2 separate regions of the Mus musculus genome follow, and region 2 is linked to region 1. The links are chromatin loops, found by intact Hi-C in ENCODE. Cell type or tissue: left cerebral cortex. All regions are shown on one strand. Links, peaks and the distances in the headings refer to the core of each region. The heading gives the core; the rest is flanking DNA. Region 1 holds the start of Rbm39 (RNA binding motif protein 39). Region 2 overlaps Phf20 (PHD finger protein 20).

Region 1 (8,337 bases), core at 338-8,337:
CATCATGGTATTCCACACAGTATTGCTTCAAGGAACTCATTTCACAGCCAGAGAAGTGCGATCAGGGAGTCCACTGCTCTTACCATGTTCCCCATCATCCTGAAGCAGCTGATCTGAGAAGGATGGAATGGTGTTTCAAAGATGCAGTTAGAGTGCCAATTAGGTGGCAGCAGCATGGAACGTGGGGCAGAGTTCTTCAGAAGGCAGTATTTGCTTGAATTTATGATACAGTTCCTCCCATAGCCAGGATCCATGGGTCCAGGAATCAAGGGGTGGAGAAGGGTATAGTTCTACTCACTGTTACTTCTAGTGACCCTCTAGGAAAGTTTTTGTTTCTTGTCCCCATAACTCTAGGTTCTGCTGGCCTAGAAATTTTGGTTCCAGAGAAGGGAGTGCTCCTACCAGGAGCCACAACAAACATTCCATTGAACCGAAGCTCAGACTTCCCCCTGGTATTTTGGGCTTCTAATGCCCTTAAACCAACAGCTAAGAAAGGAATAACAGTGTTAGGAGGGGTGATAGATCCAGATTACCTTGGGGAAATTGGATTGCCTCCTCGAAATGGAGGTAAGCAGGATTATGTCTGGAGTGCAAGAGATCCCTTAGGGCGTCTCTTAGTACTACCAAGTCCTGTGATTAAAATCAATGGGAAACTACAACAGCCTAATCTAAGCAGGATGACAAAAGACACAGACCTATAAGGAAAGAAGGTATGGGTCACTGGAAAAGAGCCAAGACCTGCTGAGGTGCTTGCAGAGGGTGGAGGAAATACAGAATGGGTTGTAAAGGAAGGCAGTTATAAGTACCGGCTAAAGCCATGTAACCCGTTGCAGAAACAAAGACTATAAAATAATATGAATACTTCTGTTTTATTTATTTTAAAAGATTTATTTATTTATTATATATATATGAGTACACTATAACTGTCTTCAAAATATTCCAAAAGAGGGCATCAGATCCCATTATAGATGGTTGTGAGCCACCATGTGGTTGCTGGGAATTTTATTTTGTTAAGGACACATTTGTCTTTCTTCCATTTTTTTTTTTAATGTATGTGAGATGGTTGTGAACTTTCATGTGGTTGTTGGGAATTGAATTTTTAGGACCTCTGCTCGCTCTGGTTGGCCCTGCTTGCTCCGGTCCCAAAGATTTATTTATTTATTTATTATTATTATTTTTTTTTTTTTTGATTTTTCAAGACAGGGTTTCTCTGTATAGCCCTGGCTGTCCTGGAACTCACTTTGTAGACCAGGCTGGCCTCGAACTCAGAAATCCGCTTGCCTCTGCCTCCTGAGTGCTAGAATTAAAGGCGTGTGCCACCACGCCCGGCTGGTTTATTCATTTTTATACATAAGTACATTGTGGCTGACTTCAGACACACAAGAAGAGGGCATCAGATCTCATTACGGGTTGTTGTGAATCACCATGGGGTTGGTGGGATTTGAACTCAGGACCTTCAGAAGAGCAGTCAGTGTTCTTACCCGCTGAGCCATCTTGCCAGCCCTCTTCCAATTTCTTTAACATCAATTGGTATTTAAGTTGAGATACTAAAAGAACATTCTCACCAGGCAGTGGTGTCACAGGCCTTTAATCCCAGCACTCGGTAGGTAGAGGCAGGCCGATTTCTGAGTTCAAGGCCAGCCTGGTCTACAAAGTGAGTTCCAGGACAGCCAGGGCTACACAGAGAAACCCTGTCTCAAAAAACCCAAAAACAGAGAAAACAAAACAAAACAAAACAAAAAAACCCTTCAGATCGTGGGCTGGAGAGTTGGCTCAGTGGTTAATCACATGGTAGCTCACAACCATCTGTAACAAGATCTGAAGCCCTCTTCTGGAGTATCTGAAGATAGCTACAGTGTACTTACATATAATAAATAAATCTTTAAAAAAAAAAAAAACAAAACCCTAAACTTCAGATTGTTGCTTTTCCAAGTGCTAGTCCAGCAGGCTTCTCTACCCCTCAGAATGATGCTTACTATGGTGACCAACGAGTTTTAGAGGAAGTGATTTTAGAAGATGACACCAGGTGGCTTGTGTTTATACTCCCAGCATTAGACGGGTAAAGAAGGAAGACTGCCCAGTATTTTAAGGCATGTCTGGCATGCACACTAAGACCTTGACAAAACAAAACAAGACAAAATAAAATAAAAAAAAACCCCAAAATCACCAAATACATAACAACAAATTTAAAAACACACCAAAGTTAAAGCAAAATAAAGTGATGTTTTGGGTTTTTTTTTTTAACGAATTATTTATTTATGTATGTGAGAACACTGTAGCTGTCTTCAGACACACCAGAAGAGGGTGTCAGATCCCATTACAGATGGTTGTAAGCTACCATGAGGTTGCTGGGATTTGAACTCAGTGCTCTTAACCCCTGAACCATGTCCCCAAAGTGATATTTTTTTGATATTTTCTATATGCCAGTTGTTCAGAGATTTTGTATTTCCTCTACTTCTTCTCTCCTAAAAAGTGAATGAATGTTTTATTTATTTATTTATTTATTTATTTATTTATTTATTTATTTATTTATTTATTTTCGAGACAGGGTTTCTCTGTATAGCCCTGGCTGTCCTGGAACTCACTCTGTAGACCAGGCTGGCCTGGAACTCAGAAATCTGCCTGTCCCTGCCTCCAGAGTGCTGGGACTAAAGGTGTGCGCCCGGCTTTTTGTTTTTTGTTTTTGTTTGTTTTTGAGTCAGGATTTCACTAAGTAGCTCATCTTGTAACGGGAACATGAAGTTTAGACCAGGCTGCCTCTGCCTCCCAAGCACTGAGACTAAAGGTATCCACCATCATCTTTGAACTTCGTACAACAATTTAAGGGACTTTCAGTCATCATGTGCCTTGGCCCTTGATTTCTCTTCTACTACCACCCTCATTTTTGTCCTTTGTTTGAGACAGGGTCTTACCCAGCTCAATAGCCCAGGCTAGTATCAAAGTATGTCAGTCAGGTGACCTTGAACTCCTGATCCTCCTATTTCTAGAACATTTGGATCCAGGCTTGCACCTTGGAGTCTGGCTTTAGTAGGTGCTAATATTAAACCTAGAGCTTTGTATCAACTCTATAGACCAGCTATCCTTGAACTCAGAGATCTGCCACCACCCAGCCATAACTTTTCCATCTTTTGAGTAAGACCTGGCTGTCTTGGAACTCCCTCTGTAGATCAGACTGGTCTCAACCCAGAGCTCTGCCTGCCTCTGTCCCCAAGTGCTGGGATTAAAGCATATGTCACCATGCCTGGCCTAAGTCTCAACTTTATTATTACTAACATTTTAATGATTTACTTTTATTTCATATGCATTGACGTTTTGCTTGCATGTATGTCTGTGTCTTGAAGGTGTAGGATCCTTTGGAATTAGAGTTACAATTGTGGACCATCACTGGGTGATGAGAATTGAACCCTGGCTCTCTAAAAGAGCAGCCAGTGCCTCTCACTGCTGAGTTCTCTCTTCAGTCCCCAGTCTAGCTTTTCAAGAACAAATTGTTTAACATACACATACACATTTAACATGCATGTGTTTGGCTTGCATGTAGTCTGTGCACCACCTGCATACCTGATGCCTGTGGAGACCAGAAGGCATCACCAGATCTGCTTAATGTAGTTGTGTGCAGCCAGTGAGTATTGGGAATCAAATCAGTGCTCTTACTCCTTTCTCTCCAGTCCCCCTTCTACCTTTTTCATAGCCTTTTACTGTGTGGCACGCGTTGTCCTTGACTTGGCAGCCCAGGACAGGACTATTAATTAAGGGCTCCTGTAGAGAGATAGAAGACAGAGAGGGGCTTGGTCTGACCTTAGTTAGGCAAGACCACTGCTTATTCAGGGTGAAGGGGCATCCCTGTCACCACTCACCCTATGGTTAACATTCCTATAGAGGAAGACAGGTTGTAGCCCCTTATAGGAGCAGAGAAGTTTCAGTAGTCCACAAGGGAAGTTGGAAAGCCTAATCTTTCAGCAGGAAACTATCAGTGATTTCATGCAGTGTGCCACATCTGAGAGAGAAAGCCAGATCAGCTAAATTTTTTGGAACTCATAAGGCTGACCTCAAATTCACAGAAATCCCCCTGCTTCTGTTTTCTGAGTGCATAACTATAGACAAGCTCTACCAGGCATGCTAGAAAAGTCACCTGCCAACTGTATTACATTGCCAGCCCCAAGAAGTTTCCTGTCATCATTCCACATGCTCTTCCTACTCCTCACGAGCTTTCAGGGAGAGTCCACCTGGACATACATCCCCTGCTAAACTTGGGAATTAGTGAATATTTGCAGTCTTGGCTAGTGTCAAGCTTATCCTTGCTACTAATTATAATATTCCCCCCTTGAGGAGGAATCGGAATATATGGAGAGCTTAATTTACTTGCTCAAGGTCACATTGTTGGAGTGGCTACACCAAGCAAGGTGTGACATTTTGGACCTTTTATACCCTCAATTATTAAGCTGCTGATAGGTTTCCAGACTGGTTTGATATTTTATTTCAAAACGTTTTCTATTATGTAAAAGTGGGAGAAAAAAAAAACCTTCCAATGATCACTCAGCTTCTCTACCACAGAATTAACCACTCCCAAATACACAAAAAGCAAACCAAATAAAATCCAACAAAAATTAAACAAAAGCGGTAAATTCACACAGTCAAAATCCTAGGGAAAAGTGAGGGGACCTTTTAAAGTCACAAACCACCCCGATTCAGAGCCCGACTAAATTCAGGGGTTAGAAAGCTACACACTGCGGTTTCTTCCCAGCCCGGCCACCGCCTCCGGTTTCCAAGGGTGTTGCGAAGCTTCACTATCGAGCCCACATCTAACTGGTGACACCAAACGACAAGAAAATCGTACTTTTTATTCCCATTCCCCTGTGTACAGCTCGTTCTTGTCTGCATGCGTTTTCACCACTGGTGGGTCTGGACACGACTGTCTTAGCCCACAGCCATATGTATTATAATAGGTTGCCTTATGGCGACCTTGACAGCCATCTGTGTGGGAGGGCGGGTGTCCGGGGTGGGGGTCGGCTCTGAGAGGGGAAACCTTCACACCCAGCGAGGAGATGACACCAGCCAGGATGACAGCAACGATGCACCACTCAGCAAGGAATCCTCCCAAAGATTGACAGTCAGGGCACCAACTGTCTTTGCCCGATAGAGGACGCACCCTCGCGAGACTTGGGTGCAGCTCTGGCGGGGGAGTCCGAGAAGCCTTTCGGAATTGGGGGAAGGGAAACTGTGATCATCTGTGGCGCAATCATTGCGCGAGATTGGGCCACGGTCGCCGGGAGCCGCGGTGAGAGATCTCGCGATAGTTCGTGCTTTCCAGTCTGGAACCCGGGGCAGTTTCTCGCGAGAGCCCGTGCTTGCGGCTCCGGGAGACCCCGGGTGTTTGTGTGTGTGTATGTGTTGGTGACTGTGAGTACGGAGGAGCAGCGGCCGCCATTTCAGGGAGCTAGCCGACGCTGTCGCAGGGGTGGATCCTGAGCTGCCGAAGCCGCTGCCCTGCTCTCCGTCGCGGGCTCCTTTAATCCCATTGTTTCTTTTAGATTCGCTTGGGCCTAGACGCCCTCGGGGCCCGATATTCGGGTTGGGCGGTACCGCGGCCTGGGCCTAGTGGCTTAACAGTAGCGACAGCAGCAGCGGCGGCGGCGGCGGCAGCCGACTTCCCGTGGCGAGCACAGGCGCGCGGAAGCCCGCACAGGTACGGGGCGTCGCGGCCGGCGGGGAGTGGGTCGCCTGCCCGAGCTGGGTGCTCCGCGATGCCGAGGCTTTTCGCCGCTTTGCTCGGCGCGCAGAGGGGGAGGGGGCCTTCCCGGTACGGTGGGGTCACCTCTCCTCGGCCGTGCCCTTCATCTCGGGCAAGGACGTCGTGGGCGTTTTTTGGTAGCGGCCGGGACCTCCGTGGGGACCTCGGTCAGATAAAGATCTGTCCTTCCGAGGGCCGGGGCTGGTCGCGACCTCCCAACATGGCGCCCGTGGAACGCCGCCGTGGTACACAACCCCTCCCAGCGGAGGGAGTCTCCCTCCGCCGCTAAAATGGCAGCGCGGGTTTTGTGCGGTGAGGAAGCGCTCCGCTGCATCCTTCCTGGGGGCGCTTTTAGCCGCTCGCGGGCGGGCTTTTGAAATTCGACCTGGAGTCCTGCTCCTGTCTTAGGTACAAGGAACGTGACACTTGGCGTACCCAAGGCAGCCTTGTCTGATGGGCGTCGCACAATTTTAGCCATCGTAGCGCTTTCAAAGGAGTTTTCTCAGGCTTTGAGGATGGGAGATCAAGGGGACATTTTATCTTATTTTATTATTTAGCAGAATTGCAGGTGTACTTACAGGACTGTCTTGTTCTTCCCCAGGCGAGTAGAGAAAATGGCAGACGATATTGATATTGAAGCCATGCTTGAGGCCCCTTACAAGAAGGTGAGAAAACACGCTAGTGAGCTTTAATATATTTCTTAATTTAGCATTATTCACGAAACTACTGCTGAAATGTAAACTAACCTTCCCGGAGCCCTCTTGATTACCTTATCAGAGATGCAATACGTGTAACTTACAAAAGTAAATATATGCTATTGATGTAATAATATTGTGCAGTAGTTTCACTTCAGCGTGATGAATAAATGCCCATCTATCTCTCTTTGTAGACTTGCCTAACGATATCTCACCTCTACTCCCATGAATTCACCTTTGATTCCAGTGTGAACTGTCAATCATAAGGTAGTAATTGAGTGACTTATCGCTGTACCGTGGTCCCCTAGGTAAAATGACTCAACTAAGAATTACCAGCTCCAGTTTGGTATAGCAAAAAGGTGAATGTAGTGGTTTGGGAAAACTGCAGGGGTCCAAGAATAATAAATTACAACCAGTCTCTGGCAAGTAAATCTTAGAAGTCTTGAAAGAAGAAATGGGTGAGATTTAAATTTTATTTTATATAAATAGATATAAGACTGGTGATAGTAAACCTGAATACAGGCAGGTATTGATCTGCTTTTCAGTTAATAATTATTAAGATTCTTGGATCCCTGAATAGAAATTGGCAAAAAAGAGGAAAAAAAACCAAGAAAAAGAACAGAAGAGAGAAAAGAAAAAAAGCAAGAGACAGTATCACAGCTTAGAGTCACTTGATGACTGTTTTACTGCTCTCCATAGTGTTTATTTTTAATTAGGCCCTGCCATAGCTTTTCACACTCAAAACTAGAAAGGAAGTATTTTGGCCAGTAATACAATATGACCCATTTCGGTATCACAGTAAAAGTCAGCACTCTTCATTCTTTGACCAGTTGGTGGTGAAAATAGCAGTGTGCATGCATGCATTGTCACTGGTGTCTCAGACCTTAAGCCTGGTAACTTAGAGATCCTACTATTGGTGATGTGTTCAAACTGTGGAATAAAAACATTGCGCTTAAACCGTTTATAAATAATACATTTGTCTTGGAGTGTAGCACGACCATGTGGTGCCTTTTGGATGAATTCTGATAGCTTTAAATAGTGTAATTTTGTAATGCTAGACTCTTGAAGCCATACTTTCTGTTTTAATGTTTCTTGTCTTAGTTTAACTTGGATATAATTCCATGTAAACAGGTATGGAAGTAGGAAATGTTTAGGCTGGACTGGTGGATTATTAATTAACTTTTCTTGGGTTCTTGGGAGTCAACATTACTAAAGCAGTGTGAATCCCTGTTTGCTTCAGGGCGAGATGTGTGACAGAGGTGGCATCAAGCTCTTACAGTCCCAACCCTCCAACGGAAATGGGCGAAGATCTCAGGAATGGCATCGGTCACAGGAAATCGATAGTGGCTGGCTGCTAGCATGGCCACTTGGGGCTTAGGCAGAAATAGAGCCATGGTACCGACAAAAGGGACAATAGCACATGGAATAAAACTCAAAATGACTTCATGTTTCATAGAAATCTTTAACCACTTCAACATTGTAATTCCGGATGACTTATTTAATACTTAAACAATGTAAGAAAGTAAAATATAACATATTAAATGTGGAAAGATTTTAATTTTTGTTTCTTGATGACTTAATTATTAGCAACAAAGTGGTTAAACGTATACCATCTAAATTTTATAGCCTTCCATGTTAAAGTAAATAAGTAATTAGTTTTAAAATTGTCTTGTATTTTCTTATTCCTATTCCCTTTACCCTTTGACAACTTGAAATGTTACCACTTCGTCCTCATGATGTTCTTCTATCAACCTTGCTTAGGATGAGAACAAGTTGAACAGTGCTAACGGCCATGAAGAACGTAGCAAAAAGTAAGTTTGACTAAGGAACCTGGGGGGGGAACTAACCTTGTGGAAATCTATTCTTGTGGTTAAGCATCAAACTATGGTTTTCTTTCGGTATCACAGTAAAAGT
Region 2 (8,337 bases), core at 121-8,120, 76 kb before region 1:
AGTTTAATTTTATGTATGGTGTTTGTCTGCATGTATACCAGTGAGTGTACCATGAGCAGGTTTGATGTCCACAGAGACCAGAAGAGGGCACTGGAGACCCTGAAACTACAGGCAGTTGTGACCTACCATGTAGATACTGGGAATCAAACCAGAATCCGGTCTCCTGGAAAAGGTGTCAGTCCTAAGTGCTGAGCCATCTCTCCAGCCCTCTCCTTTGATCTTAAATACTTATAGTGTGCTGGGAAGCCACCCAAGACTATGCCATTAACAAAGAAAATTCAGTTACATTAAGAAGAAAATACAAAGGCGGTGGTGGCGCACGCCTTTAATCCCAGCACTTGGGAGGCAGAGGCAGGCGGATTTCTGAATTCGAGGCCAGCCTGGTCTACAGAGTGAGTTCTAGGACAGCCAGGGATACACAGAGAAACTGTCTCAAAAACAAACAAACAAAAAACAAAAAACAAACAAGCCGGGCGTGGTGACTCATGCCTTTAATCAAGGAGGCAGAGGCAGGTGGATTTCTGAGTTCGAGGCCAGCCTGGTCTACAAAGTGAGTTCCAGGACAGCCTGGGCTACACAGAGAAGTCCTGTCTCAAAAAAAACAAAAACAAAAAACAAAAAAAAGAAGAAAATAGTCATCACACATGGTGACGTGTACCTACACTCGGGAGGCTGAGACAGGAGGATTGCCTTGAGTTCTAGATCAGTCTGGGATACCGTGTGGAAACAGACTGTGAACGTGATAGGAGGAAGGCGGGAGTACCATTTTTAGAGATAGTTTCAAGCTCTACAGTAGAAGAATGGGCACCATTTTCAGCTGTTTGGGATGAATTTTGAAGTTAACTCTTCTTGACGGCAGAAGCCAGAGTCCAACCTTAATTAAAGCTAAGAATAAGGCCCCATTCAGTAGCCTGTCCAGTCCAGCCTGGGATATTGTGTAAGAATGTGTCTTAAAAAGCAAAGAAAAGAGAGTTAGAATTAAAACCTACACCTGCCTGCTGACCTCTGACCAGTTCTTTTCCTATTGCCCATTCATTGTCCACGTCCTGACACCTAAGTCCAAACTACAGACCCAGAACACTAGCTGGCCAAGCTCAGGCCAAAGATCTGGAGGCCCCAAATCCTACTCCTGACCCTCTCAACATCCAAAGGACTATAAGCTCTCCTGTCCCCGCTCTCAAACTAAACACAGCCTAAGGGATACATCTGAGGGAAGAAGCCTACCAAGAGCCTAGCCCACGTCTGCAGGAAGGCCCAATGCTACTTTCAAGATTGCATGTGTAAGAACATTGCCTCTGTGGCTGGATAATGGTTAAGATCAAGCAGTGCTCTTTTGGAAGGTCTGAGTTAGATTCCTAGCATCCCCCATCAGGTGGCTCACAACTGCCTGGAACTCCAGTTCCAGAGAATATGACACCCTTTTCTAGCCTCTGCAGGCAAATGCGCACACACACACACGCACACACACACACACACACATTTTTTCAAGAACACTTTTTAATGGAATTCGTCCATAGGTGGTTGATAATAGAGTGATCTGCTGGCCATAAATCCTATCTAACAAGTAACATGTAAATATGTGACAGAAATACTTCTTGGCTGAGGCTGTAGCTCTGTGGTACAGCACAAGGCTGAGGTCCACCCCTAATGACAAAAGGGAAAAGCTTAGTCTAGCCTGACAGAAAGTCTACCTACCTTAGTTAGTTTAGCCCCCTGCCCGCTTCAGTGCCAAGTCAAACAAAGGAAGCCTTGCCCTCTGAGGCTAAGAACTCAGCACATCGGATAACCTTGGGAGCAGTCAGAATGCAGAAGGGAGGAGCATGAGAGCCCAACTACAGGCACTCTACAAGCTTGTCTTCTCTATGGCCGGTATACCTAGAACTCAAGCTAACCAGAGCTAGCTAGTTACATAACAAGATTCAAAACAAACGCCGGCGTGGTGGCGCACGCCTTTAATCCCAGCGCTTCGGGAGGCAGAGGCAGAGGCAGGCGGATTTCTGAGTTCGAGGCCAGCCTGGTCTACAAAGTGAGTTCCAGGACAGCCAGGGCTATACAGAGAAACCCTGTCTCGAAAAACAAACAAACAAACAAACAAAACAAAAAAAAAAAAAAAAAAAAGTACACTTGCCATCTCCCCTGGCAAGAGATCAGTGAATACCCAGGCATACTGGACAACTTGTTACCTTTCAGGAAGACCCCGTTGGGATGCTCTGGATAGGCATATGTGAACTACAGGAGATGCCATCCCAGAACTCTAGAGCCCTGCAGACCTCAACCCTTAGCTCTGTGCTCGTTGTCTTTATTCGTGTTCACACTTTCCTGTGAGCTTACTTTCTCACCTATAAAACAAGGATGAGTTTGATGCCAAGAACCTTTCTCCCTTCAGGTGACAGTGAGATGAGATGTGCAAATTCAGCCAGGTCTAGTGGCACAAACCAGCACTGGGGAGGAAGAGGCCAGGAAAGCATGAGCAGCTCAGCCCAGGCTACACAGTAAGACCCAGTCTTAAGAGCAACAGAGTATGGAAACCACTTAGTTAGCATAGAGTCTGTCATAGAAAAGCAGATCAGTAAGTGGCTCTAATAATTACCACTCAGCAAGTGAGTCACCCTGAAAGAAGTCAGATCCTGCACGCGTGCGCCTATCTTCCTTTCATTTCCCTTCGTGCAAATCTGCTCACAAGGTACTAACCTCCCCATACTCCACATGTAGCTCAGTTACAGCAGAAAGAAGATATAAAAAAGATCCGCTTCTGCAGAGACCTGGGAAGACCATTTCCACAGCATTTCCTGTGGTAAACACAAGCTCCCGGCACAGGCCCAAAATAGACTGAACTGGAGGAAAGGGGAGCACACGACCTAGAAACTCCCATCTAATTAGGGGGGAGACTTGCCGAGTGCACTCACCCTTAACCCCATCATGGAGGAAGCACCAACACAAGAACTGTTGCAAATTCAAAGCCAGCCTGGTCTATAGAGTTGTCTCAGACCAGTTTGGGCAATGTAAGAGCAACAGGAAGGAACCTATCTTGTTGCTAATGCTAGCCACTTGCAGTTTCTTCAAGGAGAAAGCCTTGTGAACAGTAGTGCTCCACGGAGTGAAGGTCATGAGGCTCTGGGCATGACAGTCCATGCTGGTAAGCCAACTCCTAGGAGGTCTGAGGCAGAAGGAGCAGGTAAGTCCAAAAACTCAAGGTCAGCCTCAGCCAGACTCTCTCAAGGAAAAAAAAAAAGTTGCAAAGAGGAGTCAAACAGCCCCTGACAAATAAGGCCAAGGTCAACTCACCAAAGATGACCACACACACACACACACACACACACACGCACCGAACCCAGAATCCTATCATTCCTATAAAAGCTAGAGCTGGGGGTATAACATAGCTTCCAATTATGGCTGCTTCACACTAAAAAACAATAAAAGCTGGGCATGATGGCCCAAATTTGTAATCTTAGCACTTGGTGGGAGAGGATTGCTATGAGCTCAAGGCCAGCCTTGACTGCATAGTGAGATCAGGCTAGCCAGGAGTTTGAAGTGAGATCCTAATTCAAAAACAAAACAAAAACCATGTGGGTGTAAGGATTTTATAGTCTCAGCACTCTGGAGGTAGAGGCAGTAGGATCACTAACCAGCCAAGGGCACCCTCAACCACACAGTTCAAAATCTGCCTGGCTACAGGACTCTACCTCAAACAAACCACCCCCAAAGATTCATTATCAATGGCAAGTACTGCTCTGTCTCTTTTCCACCAATTAACTGATTTCCCTAAGAAACTCTTGAGTTATTTAGGGCTGACTAATCATGCCAAACCCACCATGACAGTAGCTGCTGTTCCCCCACTCTGTCCACACTCCCCACAGCCTGCTCAGCCTCAGGAAAACCCCCAAGGAAGTTAAGAGCAGTAAGAAAATTGAGCAGAAGATGAATACACAAGCTGGTTTTCCCTGGGTTCCGCTGTCTCCTAGCAGCTTGGACTAGATGGCCTAGCTCAGAGGAAATGAAAGGCTTCCTGCCAGCAGAGCTCCCCCTCCCCCTCACAGGTCCCTCGTGACTACTGAGAAAACCAACTGAGGTAGGGAGAGAAATCCAGGATAGGAAGGAAAAGAAAGTCAAGAGCTTGGAATCTAGCTTTGAGGTAGGATGCTGTCCTCACACAAATGAAGCCTTGAATTTATTTAACACCCAGAACTGAAAACAAAGTGAACAAGGAGCAAAGGGAGAGAAAGAGGGGTGGGGCAAGATGGCATATGCCTGGAATCCAGATGAGGCTGAGGCAGAACTACAGGTTCCAGAGGCAAATTTGTCTCAGAACAAAACCAGTCGAGCACTATAGTTAGCAACCAAGCCCACAAAGACAGCACCTAAGAACTAGTGGACAGGGTGACACTGCTCAGAGAAAAGAAATCACTGGCTTCACTTCCATAACTTTCCCAGAATGCTTCAACAGCCTCCCACTTTAGGATTTAGCTCACTCTATATCCTCTCACCCTCCTTCCAATCGATCAGTCTCAAGAACCACCAAGGCGTTTAGCACAATATAGACAGGCCTCAGCAGAAACCTCACTCAGTCCCCATGTCCTTCAACAAAGTAAATGAAGCAGCTGGAATTAAGTCAGAACTATAGAACCCATCACCAGGTGGCCAATGACCACCTCATGAGCCCATGGCCTCAAGACTCTCCTTCCTAGAACCTAGCTCATGAGAAAACCACTGAAAGGACTTGGCCTTTTAATTTGCAAAGCTACTCCAGTTTTTTATTATTGTTTGATTCATTGTATTTGGTTTTTTCCTGAGACAGTCTCACTGTGTAGCCCAGTGGCCTCTAACTCAGTATGTAGCCCAGAGCTGATTGCAAACTTGGGATTACCTAGTTCTAGTTTAGCCTCCCAAGGCATGTGCCACCATGTCCAACTGCAGTTGCCCCAACTTAAAAGCTGTTTAAAACTGCTAATTAACTACAGCCAATAATATACGCAATGGTGTTCATTCCTTAATGACTTCAAACGTATTTCACATCCACCCCACACCCACCCCTTCCCCTTATTAGGATTTGTCTGGTCCGTCCTGCTCTTGCACTGTGTCCTCCATCCCCAATGTACACTGTACACTGGCTTCTTTCTGCCTTACTAGGTCTTCTGGTTGCTGTCATGATGCCAAGCTCAGAGCTCTGTAAACACTACATGTAAAATGTCAGTTTCTAAGACTTCTGTGACCTCTATGAAGCCACCCTCTACTTTTCTAAGAGATCACTTGCTCCCCACAAAGCTCCTGGAATCCTCTTCCTCCATCTGCCCCTGCTTGCCTTTGTGTATCTGGTCCCAGTCACTCTATTCCAGTCCTACCTCCTGTGAACTTGGCCAGCACTAGAACAAAAGATGGCCTCTGCAAACTACTGTTACTTCAAAAGTGACTCATAGAACTCCCCCAAAATTTCATCCTAGCAGAAAGGCTGGTGCTCCCCAAAAGAATACCTCCAGTAAATCTTATTGGAAGAAAGAACATGACTTGATCGCCCTGTAGCTATAGGCCCTTTATGAACCGAATGAACACTTGGCTACAAAAGCCAGTAAAGGAAGAAAGACCACCTTGAGAATGAGACTCTGGAGAAGCAGACCTCCCTTGAGCCAACTATTTCTAGTTCAAAGAGGACTTGCAGTGTCCCCAAAACAAGCTCTTCATAAGATATATGTGAGAAACACTAATTAGAGATGTAATTTTGGAGTATATAACATATATATATTATATATAAGACATAATTTAGTGAAAGATGGGACTATCCAAATGCACTTCACGTGAACTGGAAATCAGTAATTGTTTAGTTAGCTCACAAGACGGAACATCACTTTGGAGGTTTCTCTAGACAATGTTAACGATTCCCAGACAAAATGTAATCATCCCAACACTTGACAGAGTACTGAATAAACCGCTGAACAACTTCATGGGATGGAAAACCACTGTGTGCCAGGCCTTGGTATGCAGGACTTTAACCCCAGCACAGGAGGCAGAAACAAACAGGATCCCACTGAGTTCTATAACAGCCAAGGGTTCATAGTGAGATTCTGTCTCAAAAAAAAAAAAAAAGTCAAAAAGACCAAAACCCCACAACAATAACAACAAAACGGCCAGGGTTGGTCATTGTTGGTTTTGTTTTCTTTTGATTTGCAGTGCTCGGGATTGGTTCAGGACCCCATGCATGCCAGGCCAGTGCTCTATCACCAGCTACATCCTCAACCCCTTGACCTGACACAATGGGCCTCTGACTGCCCAAAACATTCACTCCGGAGATCAGGGCCACACACGCAGACATCCTGCTAGAATATGCTAAGGAAACACTTCGTGTGGACACAGAGTCTCTTCTGATCATACAAACCACTTCCCATACCACTCCCTTATACTCAAAAAATTGCATCTTTTTAAAATTAAATTCCTGGCCCTGTCTTCCCACATGTTCAGAACTGCTAGGCAGCCACACTCAGGGTTCCCATCTCTGTGTCTCAGGTTCTATCCTAGTCACCTTGTATCCACAGAGCATATGTTCAAATGTTTGGTGATATTTAATTAATTTGTAAGTTGTTCACAAATAAATAAAATAAACAATGAATGGTATTTATCACCAAAATATCAGGGTTCTAGAGAAAAAGAACCCACAGACCTCTCAGCAGAATCCATGGTGCTTGGTTGAAATTTAGTAGCAAAGAATGAATCTCCTCCCTCTCTTTCTTTCTCTTTCTTTCTTTTTAAAGTAGGAGAGTGAACCTATAAGAAATCCCTCCCTCATATCCAGCTTTCTTTCCATTTAGAATCTCTTCCTAGTGCCAGACATATGCCTAGTACCAGCTGAAAAAATATTGCTAGGTAACAAATCCTGATACATTATTAGGTACTCAAACTATAAAAGTTCCCCTACAGCAGAAGCAAAAACATCCACAACTGAACACCTTACCATCCTTGTTCACAGCAGTGACTCTGGCTGGATAAAATCGACAGTCAGACCAGCAAGCAAGCACTTGCTGGTTTATTTGAAATTCCTATAAAAAAAAAATAAAATAAAATAAACGTCCAGTTTCCGACTGAATCTCCTAGGGAGCACATTACAGCACAATTGGTAAAGCAGCAGGGATGCACGTGAGCAGTAAGGGAGGGCTGTGCAATGCTGAGACTCGGCAACCCTAGCACGAGCATCACTGAGGCAAAACCATCGGAGTTTGAGTCAGTCTTAGCCACACAAAAAGATTCTTCTTCAAAAATAAATAAAGGGCTGTCAAGATGGCTCAGCAGTTGTAGGTGAGTACTGCTCACACATGAATTCTATCCCCAGGACACACATACTACAAATATAACAAGGGACAACAGCTCTTGCACGTTTTCCTCTGTCAGCTAAAACCTGTGTTGTGGCATAAGTACATGCATACACGCACGCACACACACACACACACACACACACACACACACACACACACACACACACACACACACACAAAATAAAAGCAGACCAAGAGAGTAGACTAGAATGGGCCATTAAGATGCAAGATGATTCCAATGTTCAGCATAAGGAACCAAAAAATAAGGTTAGGGCTAGAGAGTTGGCTCAGGAGTTAAGAGCACTCACTTCTCTTGCATAGGACCTGAGTTCAGTTCCCAGCACCCACATGGTGGCTCTATAACAGTTACACGAGACTTGATGCCCTCTCTGACCTCCAAAAGTACCAAATACATATACGCAGGCAAAACACCCATTCAAATAACAGTAAAGAAATCAATCTAAAAATGATTATACACATCTTTAATCCCAACATTCAGAAAACAGAAGCAGGAGGATCTCAGTGAGTTCAGGAGTAACCTGCTCTACATAATGAGACCCTGTGTCAAACAACCAAAAACAAACAAACACGGCTAAGATCTAAGAGTCCAGGCCCTATGACGGGGAGGTCTAGGTAGGCACAGGACAACATTGAGACAATCTTCTGCTATCCAGTATTCATAACGAAAGGGAATCTAAGAGTCCTGGGCCACAGAGAACACACCTAGTTTAGGAGCTGGAAGAAATGAGGCTCCTTATCTTCAGGGAAGCAGCGTCAGGGCATTTCATACCACCCACACTGCTGCCTGGTCCCTGACCAAGGGAGGCACTGGTGCACAGTGTCATGCTGTTCTCTCAGCACAGTGTACATTCAAAGACTACAGATGACCACAGAATGATCAAACGGAACAGTACTGAACAACCCTAAACTGGAAGGGAAAGAAGGCAAAACAGAAAGGCCAGCCAGAGTTCAAGTTCCTCTGTGAGGTTAGAATGGAAATTGGAATCCAGACTGAGACAGATCCTAAAGATGTCTCAAT

The links. Peaks named below come from ENCODE experiments on the same cell type or tissue, not always from the same donor. Only the 100,000 strongest peaks of a DNase experiment are listed, where the experiment ranks them.
Region 2: a loop joins it to region 1, with 2.1 times the contacts of the local background. A loop is called at or near these places in 9 of 42 quality-filtered maps.

What each region holds. Positions count from the first base shown.
Region 1 is chr2:156,177,233-156,185,569 of GRCm38, reverse strand. It overlaps Rbm39 (RNA binding motif protein 39), which reads left to right and starts at 5,332. Exons shown (of 17, transcript NM_001291114.1): 1 at 5,332-5,683; 2 at 6,330-6,393; 3 at 8,185-8,234. The coding sequence starts at 6,343. In left cerebral cortex, for the core only: CTCF peaks have their summits at 1,803 (motif pointing left), 5,132 and 6,021; DNase peaks (open chromatin) are centred at 4,182, 5,240, 5,960 and 7,764; H3K4me3 peaks cover 4,275 bases; H3K27ac peaks cover 2,188 bases.
Region 2 is chr2:156,252,914-156,261,250 of GRCm38, reverse strand. Phf20 (PHD finger protein 20) reads right to left here. Exons shown (of 18, transcript NM_172674.2): 4 at 6,941-7,025. Among named protein-coding and RNA genes, the nearest start is that of Cnbd2, 55 kb to the left of the region's middle. In left cerebral cortex, for the core only: no CTCF peak of the experiment used is centred there; a DNase peak (open chromatin) is centred at 3,990; H3K27ac peaks cover 1,843 bases.